Linked DNA regions of Homo sapiens: all the other regions are linked to region 3. The links are chromatin loops, found by intact Hi-C in ENCODE. Cell type or tissue: CD14-positive monocyte. All regions are shown on one strand.

Region 1 (2,500 bases), 420 kb after region 3:
CACTTTCTTGATGGTGTCTTTATCTTGGCAACATGGCAAAACCCCATCTCTACACAAAAAAGTACAAAATTAGCTGGCCGTGGTGGCATGCGCTTGTGGTTCCAGTTACTCAGTAAGAGGATCACTTGAGCCCAGGAGGCGGAGGCTGCAGTGAGCTGTGATCATGAAACTGCATCCCAGCTTGAGTGACAGAGCAAGACCCTGTCTAAATAATAATAATAATAAAATAAAATAAATAAAAAATTGAGCTGGCTGCATGCTCTGAATGTTCTGTGCTGTGGCCCAGTGTTCTAGGACAGGCCCCATTGCTCCAGGCAGGCCCTGACAGTCTTATACTGCAGACTAGCTACACTGTCTCTGTTCATCCCACTGACTCCACATAGTGCCCAGATCTCAGGGGCAATGTAAAGACCTTTATTCCGGTCAAGATCTTGGCAATTCTGTTATTGCCAACTTTCCTTTACCCAAATCTGCTCCAGGTTTGATCACTTTCTTCTCATCACATGCAACTCTAATGTTGGCTCCCCACCCTGCAAGGAACAGAGAGTGAGTCTGAGCTCATCCAGCAACCACCCTCCCACTCTTCCAAGAGAGATGATCATGAGCAGACTATTATAAAGCACAAAGGGAGCACATTCTACCCTCTTGGGTACCTGCTCCACCCACCCCTTTTTATTCATTCACTTGACAAATATATGTTGCTTATGTGCCAGACACTGGGAACACAGGTGTGCACACAGGTGCTTCTCCATTCTTGGGTGAGCTTCCTGAGGAATTTAAGCATTTCACCAAAGTGTGTTGAGAAACCCAGAAGCAGTTCAGGGGGATGAGGGAAATAATATGGGGACTTAAACTAGCCAGTGTGGCTCCGGAAAGGCTATATTCTCTGAGCTTTTTCTTCACCTCACCCTCTGTATTCTAAACCTGTCTGTATTACCCATCCCTCCATACCCATTGCCCAAGTATCCTGAGATCTCAACTCAAGCCATTACTCCCACCTAAGCAGGGCACTTGCTCAGTTGAGAATGCTGGGCCGGGCGCAGTGGCTCACACCTGTAATCCCAGCACTTTGGGAGGCTGAAGCGGGTGGATCACCCGAGCTCGGGAGCTCGAGACCAGCCTGACCAACATGGAGAAACCCTGTCTCTACCAAAACCACAAAATTAGCCGGGCATGGTGGCGCATGGCTGTAATCCCAGCTACTCGGGAAGCTGAGGCAGGAGAATTGCTTGAGCCCGGGAGGTGGAGGTTGCAGTGAGCTGAGATCTCATCATCGCACTCCAGCCTGGGCAACAAGAGCGAAATTCCATCTCAAAAAAAAAAAAAAAAAAAGGAGAAAAAGAATGCTTTGCCTGGAAGGTAATTGTGGATATTTAGAGCTGACTTCCTTTTCCTTCTTCATTATTTGCTGTGCTTCCAGCTAGAAAGCACAACAAACAGCACAGACAATGCTACAGCAGCTTCCCCCGGGGTACTCTGATAGTTTTATAAATAGCTACTGCCATCTAGTGGACAAAGATGACTACATCAGTACGTAGACCCACAGATACGGAAACTCTCAGCGTTTCTATTTATGTCCTGCAACCACTTCATCCCACCTTAATGGAATCCAAAAGACCACTTTTCCTTTGAAAGCCTAAAGCCTGGAACATTGTAAGTACTCAATATAGTTTGGACAAAGGATTTTTCACGGGCATTGTCATTTTTTAATTTTATATGTAACAAATATTGTAGTAATATTGTTGGATAATTTTATTATTGTGGCTTTATACTATTGCCTTAGAAGTTTAAGTCTATTAAGGGCCAGGCGTGGTGGCTCATGCTTGTAATCCCAGCACTTTGGGAGGCGGGCAGATTGCCTGAGCTCAGGATACTGAGCCTCGGTACACGATGAAACCCCATCTCTACTAAAACACAAAACATTAGCTGGGTGTGGCAGCGTGCACCTGTAGTCCCAGCTACTCAGGAGACTTAGGCAGAATTGCTTGAGCCCGGGAGGTGGAGGCTGCAGCAAGCTGAGATCACACCACTGCACTCCAGCCTGGGAAACAGAGCAAGACTCCCATCTCCAAAAAAAAAAAAAAAAAAGAAAAATGTCTAATAAGGTCAAGTAGAAACTGAGAGAGCTATAGTAATAAAAATACATTTTAGAATATAACCATATTGCCAAGTTCACCAGAAACCTGCATGTAACTCCTAAACTGGACCTAGAGATTAAGTTTTTTGGCCTGTCTTCCCAATCCAGTAGCGCCCTGTGCAGCAGGGACAGAACCATCTAGGTCATGGAGTTTCCTCTTATAAACTCAAACCTCCTTACAGTAACTTGCAAAAGCAAATTTTGCCACCGTGTAGATTTGTGCATGCACAGCCAGAGCATCCAAACATCCCTCCATTGTAAGGTTATTTGGAGAATCAAATAAGGGGAGAAGCAATTGCCATTAACTCGAAATTCAATGGGAAGTGGTAGACACTGCTGTCCCTATGGTTACCTTCTCTTTCT
Region 2 (2,500 bases), 150 kb after region 3:
TCTGAAAAGAGAAAGGGGTGGTTCTACCTTCACGGAAGGAAGGAAACTTGCCCTGGGACGATGTTGATCAGGACAATGGAGGAAAGGCCTGCAGGCGGGCGGGTGGCAGGAGCACAGGCAGGCAGGCATGAGATGGTGTGAGCAGAGGACAGTGGGGAGGCTGCCCTGACCAGAGTGGATGGTGCAGGATGCACAGTGGAAGCCGAGTGCTGAGTGCAAAGCTGGAGGAGACGTACAATTCCCCTACCCCTAATTTTAGGGAGTGCCAGAGAGGGGGAAGACCTGAGCAAGGCCGCAGTTTGCTCCTTAGCCTTTTGGCCTTTGGCCTATCCCTCACCTGCCATTGTTCCCTGCTGCTATTTTCATCACCATCTCAGGCCCTTTGTTCCATATTCCTCTTTACCAGAAAAGCACCACACAGGACTTGGGACCTATGAGTGGGATCGGGGCTCAGTATCACTGCAGGATCACAGTGCTCTCGGAAGGAACACAAGGACCTTAAGACCCCTCTGTACCTGGGGAGGGGTCCTCTTTAGACTTTGCAACCCCCACCCCCACCTCTTCCTCTCCCTCAGCGACGGGACTAGTCTCCGGGTCCTGACTTCAGTGAAGCCTGACATTTCATAGGAGCTTAATATTTCAGAGAAAGAGCATAACTGAGAGGCAAATTATTTCCTGCTCTTATCCCTCAATCTCAAGGAAATGGCTTTCTCTCATCCCACAGTAGTTATTGTCAGAACCACTAAATCCCCACAAGGACCAAAACTAATGTCAAAGCCGCAAAACCCAAATCCTTCACAAATGAGAAAAGCAAGCCTCAGCCAGGGCCGCACAGATTCTTGGAGTGCATACTGAGTGAGCAGCAGTCGAAGCCCCAGCTTTCCCTGTGGGACGCGGGTGGAGCCAATTCCTCTCCAAGATCCTGCTGTCATGAAGAACTTGGCCGGCTTCGTTTCTCTGCTGTTGTGTGGCCCCCTGGTGGGGATGTGGAGAACTGGATGACCCTGCGCAGCTTAGCTGGTCCCGCTCCTTATTACCCAGCATGGGAAGCCGGCCACCATGTCTTTGCCCTGGAACTTGGTATTCTCCAGTTGTTGGCAGGACCAGATATCATCAAGTAGATTTAGTGTCTTCCTCCATTTGAAGTGGTCAAGGGAGATTCATTCATGTGCATTTATTCATTTAACAAGTACTGAAAACCTGCATGATATGCTGAGTAAGGATACAGTGTAAGCGAGAGACAAAAACCTTGTTTCATGGGGCTTACACCAAAGAAAGGCAATGCAGTATAAAAGAAAAAGTACTTAAAACCGAAATGCTCAATTTCTAGTTCTATCTTGGGCCACTAATTCTCTGTGTGACTTGACCAAGTTCCTTAAATTCTCAAATTCCCTAATTTCTTCTAGTTGCAACTTCTTCATTATTCTAGTTTGTACAGTAGATGATTCTCCCTCATTGTAAATACAAAAGAGGCCAGGCATGGTGGTTCACACCTGTAGTCCCAGCTACTCAGGAAGCTGAGGTGGGAGCATCACTTGAGCCCAGGAGGTGGAGGCTGTGGTGAGCTATGATCATGCCACTTAACTCTAGCCTGGGCAACAGAGAAAGACCCTGTCTCAAAAAAAAAAAAAAGTACCAGAGAGAGAAAAAAAAGCCATTCCCTCCTATAGGTAGGGTTGTTTTGTTTTGTCTCTTGGGATATCTTAGAATAACAGTCTGTATACTTTAAACCAGTATGTCTCAACTAAGGGTGATTTTGTCTCCCAGGGTACATTTGGCAATGTCTGAGGTCATTTTCAATTGTTACAGCTTGGAGAGTGCTGCTGACGTCTTGTGGGTAGAGGCCAGGGATGCTGCGAAACACCCCATCATGCACAGGACAGCCACCCCCCCCAAAAAATAATTATTCAACCCAAAATGCTGTTGAGAGAAACCCTGCATTAAACTTTGAAAATATCCATCTTTTCCCCTCATTTCTCCATCAATCTCACCCAGAAGCTAAGACACGTGATTCCAAAATGAAGGGAATAGAGCTTTGGGAGTCACGCAGCTATAAAACATGCTTTGTATTTCTACACAAATTATTTCATCACTGTAGGTCATAGTGCCCTCTTCTGAAAGGTGGGGCTGGTGACCACCAACTGGAATGTTGTGAGAAGGACTTAACTAAAAGGACTGCCCTCAGCTGACCCGCAGCTCCTAGAGGAAAGCCGTATGGTGGCTATCTCTTGAACAGTGGCTTGATTCGGAATCTCTTGCCATCCCCTTACCCCCTTATTCTACTGCTGTGAAGGAGAGAAACGTCTTTTGTCTTCTTTGTTATGTGGGAAGCAGAATTTCTCAGGGTACCTTTCTATGCCTTTCCTTAAGTCTTCACCATTGCTATCATCACCACCTTTTAATTACTGACCTTTTTCTTCCTTTTTCCAGAAGTGCATGTGGAACCTCATAAGAAGCAGCTACATGTGACCCTGGCTTACCACTTCCAAGCCAGCCACCT
Region 3 (2,500 bases):
GGGCTTTCCCTAATGGATCTTAGAACGGTGCCTTTAAAGTTGCACACCCATCAGCTGGTTCTAATCCTGGGCACAATGACAGATCACAGCACCAGAATTCATAATGGACCCAAAGAAAATAGCAATATTTGTTTTCTAAACTCAATAACGGGCTGGGTGGGGTAGCTCACCCCTGGAATCCTAGCACTTTGGGAGGCTGAGGCAGGTGGATCATTTGAGGTCAGGAGTTTGAGACCAGCCTGGCCAACATGATGAACCCATCTCTACTAAAAATACATAAATTAGCTGGGTGGTGCCGGCAAGCACCTGTAATCCCAACTACTAGGGAGGCTGAGACAGAAGAATCACTTGAACCCAGGAGGCAGATGTTGTGCTGAGCTGAGATCACGCCACTGCACTCCAGCCTGGGCGACAGAGCTAGACTGTCTCAAAAAATTCAAAAATAATAAAAAATAAACACAACAAAGGGCCAAAAAGAAAAATCAGGGCCCAATAAAACACTTCTGACTTTTCTGCATCACTTAGCACAGTCCTTTGAATATAATATATAGGCAATAAATATTTGCTATCAGTTTCAACTAAATAGCTTCCACTATCATTGAACATTAGTTTATCTGGTTTCATCCTTACAGCAGACTTCCTCAGTTAAAAGTCATGAAAAACTATTTAAAAATGTAAGCATCATTAAAATTTCACCCCATGGCATTCAACTCCCCGAGGTCAACAGTGGCAGTATTTTTCATCTGCTCAAGTACAAATCAGCTCTTAGATCATCAGATGGCTGCTGCAGGCCCGGGCTCTTCTTTTCCAAAATAGTTGTTGCACTGTGATTGGAATAAGCACAGTGGCTGCTGTTGGAAGGGGAGGGATGCAGGGAAAAGCTGTGAGGAGGCTTTGTGGGTTGGCAGATGCTACGATTTTCCTCTCGGTGCAGCAGTTGTGTTGAGCTATATGTTTTTGCATAGACACATTCCTTTGGCAAACAGACTGTTCTTTTTCATTTCTGCTTCCAACAGACTGGTGGCATCCTGTGCAGTAAGAGGGAGGCAGGAGGAGGTTCCTCCTCCTCCAGGAGGGCGAACCCAAGGCTGGCTACTCTCATCAGAGCCAGCCCTAGGGATGCAGGCCCCAGGGAAAGCCACAAGGGGTCGTTTCTGTGCAAGGGTGAAATCTGGTTTGAGAGACAAAATACCATTGTTAGTGGATGGGCAAGAAGGAAGCTGGAGATGGCGACTGGCGTTGTGAAAAGGAGAAATTACTTGTAAATTGACTGAGCCATCTCAGCAACACACAACTCCTGGGTCTTTTTCAACAGGTGAAAATTAACTGCTCTCTTGCAACCTTGTGACCAGATTGAAATGAAAATAAGCCCCGAGTCAAATATGTACAAAAAGTTATTAAACAAGCACTTCTTTGCAAACTGGCAAAGAACAATACATATAACCAGTTCTTTCTTTCTTTCTTTGTTTTTTGTTTTTGTTTCTGTTCTGGTTTTGAGACCGAGTCTCACTCTATTGCCCAGGCTGGAGTTCAGCGGCACAATCTGGGCTCACTGCAACCTCTGCCTCCTGAGTTCAAGCAATTCTCCTGCCTCATCCTTCCGAGTAGCTGGGATTACAGGTGCGCGCCACCACGACTGGCTAATTTTTGTGTTTTTAGTAGAGACAGGGTTTCACCATGTTGGCCAGGCTGGTCTCGAACTCCTGGCTTCAGGCGATCCACCCGCCTTGGCCTGCCAAAGTGCTGGGATTACAGGTGTGAGCCACCACGCCTGGCCCTTTTTTTTTTTTCTTTTTGAGACAGGGCAGGCAGAGATAATAACAGGGTCATAGCCAAGAACTGTGGGAATCACCACTATTTGGTCACCCAGTTGGTGTTGCTGACACATAGTCTCCCAAGGAGACTGGCAGTGGGAAAGTCTCCCTTCCTGGTGTGAGCCAGCCCCCAGGGAAAGAATGTTTTCTGTAAATACTGTTCTCACACATCCCCACTCCCAAAACACACACACACACACACACACACACACACACACACACACACCACTCCGTCGACACTACCTGAACACCTTCACCTGCACTATGATGAAGAGCAGTGACCTCAATCCTCAGTCCCCCACTGAGATGATGGTTTCCACCCATGTGGACCCAGGAGCAGGCAGAAAGGTGGGAAGGTAATGCCAGTCAGCCAGGGATTTGGACTTTGCTGCATGATGCTGAATCTTTCACCTTTTATTCTTTCGTGTGGTATAAACTTAGAAAGAAGGTTGGTTTGTTTTTTCATGAACTAGTCAGACAATTGACAATGTGATGTATCATTTAGATTTCCCAATACTCAACTGCCCCCCAGCAGAAGGTCATTGTGTCTACTCCAGGCTTTTTGAAACAATTTTTGTATTGAAGGCATCAGAAGCACCTGAAACTTGAGATGTTAAAATCACTGTCTGTAGGCAGTCCTTAAGGTATTGTGGTGATTTGTACTGTGTCAGCTCAGCTCAGCTGGA

The links. Hi-C counts contacts between places; a loop is a spot of excess contacts. Peaks named below come from ENCODE experiments on the same cell type or tissue, not always from the same donor. Only the 100,000 strongest peaks of a DNase experiment are listed, where the experiment ranks them.
Region 1: it touches region 3 in a loop (5-fold over the local background); 3 of 110 quality-filtered maps call a loop at or near these places.
Region 2: it touches region 3 in a loop (8-fold over the local background); 98 of 110 quality-filtered maps call a loop at or near these places.

Annotation. Positions count from the first base shown.
Region 1 is chr11:123,052,968-123,055,467 of GRCh38, forward strand. No RefSeq gene overlaps it. Among named protein-coding and RNA genes, the nearest start is that of SNORD14E, 3.9 kb to the right of the region's middle. In CD14-positive monocyte, CTCF peaks have their summits at 1,522 (motif pointing left) and 1,722; a DNase peak (open chromatin) is centred at 1,504; H3K27ac peaks cover 253 bases.
Region 2 is chr11:122,780,623-122,783,122 of GRCh38, forward strand. UBASH3B (ubiquitin associated and SH3 domain containing B) reads left to right here. Exons shown (of 14, transcript NM_032873.5): 5 at 2,431-2,500. Among named protein-coding and RNA genes, the nearest start is that of CRTAM, 57 kb to the right of the region's middle. In CD14-positive monocyte, CTCF peaks have their summits at 988 (motif pointing left) and 1,192; a DNase peak (open chromatin) is centred at 959; H3K27ac peaks cover 479 bases.
Region 3 is chr11:122,628,004-122,630,503 of GRCh38, forward strand. No RefSeq gene overlaps it. Among named protein-coding and RNA genes, the nearest start is that of UBASH3B, 26 kb to the right of the region's middle. RefSeq lists a silencer at 978-1,272. In CD14-positive monocyte, CTCF peaks have their summits at 1,136 and 1,339; a DNase peak (open chromatin) is centred at 1,158.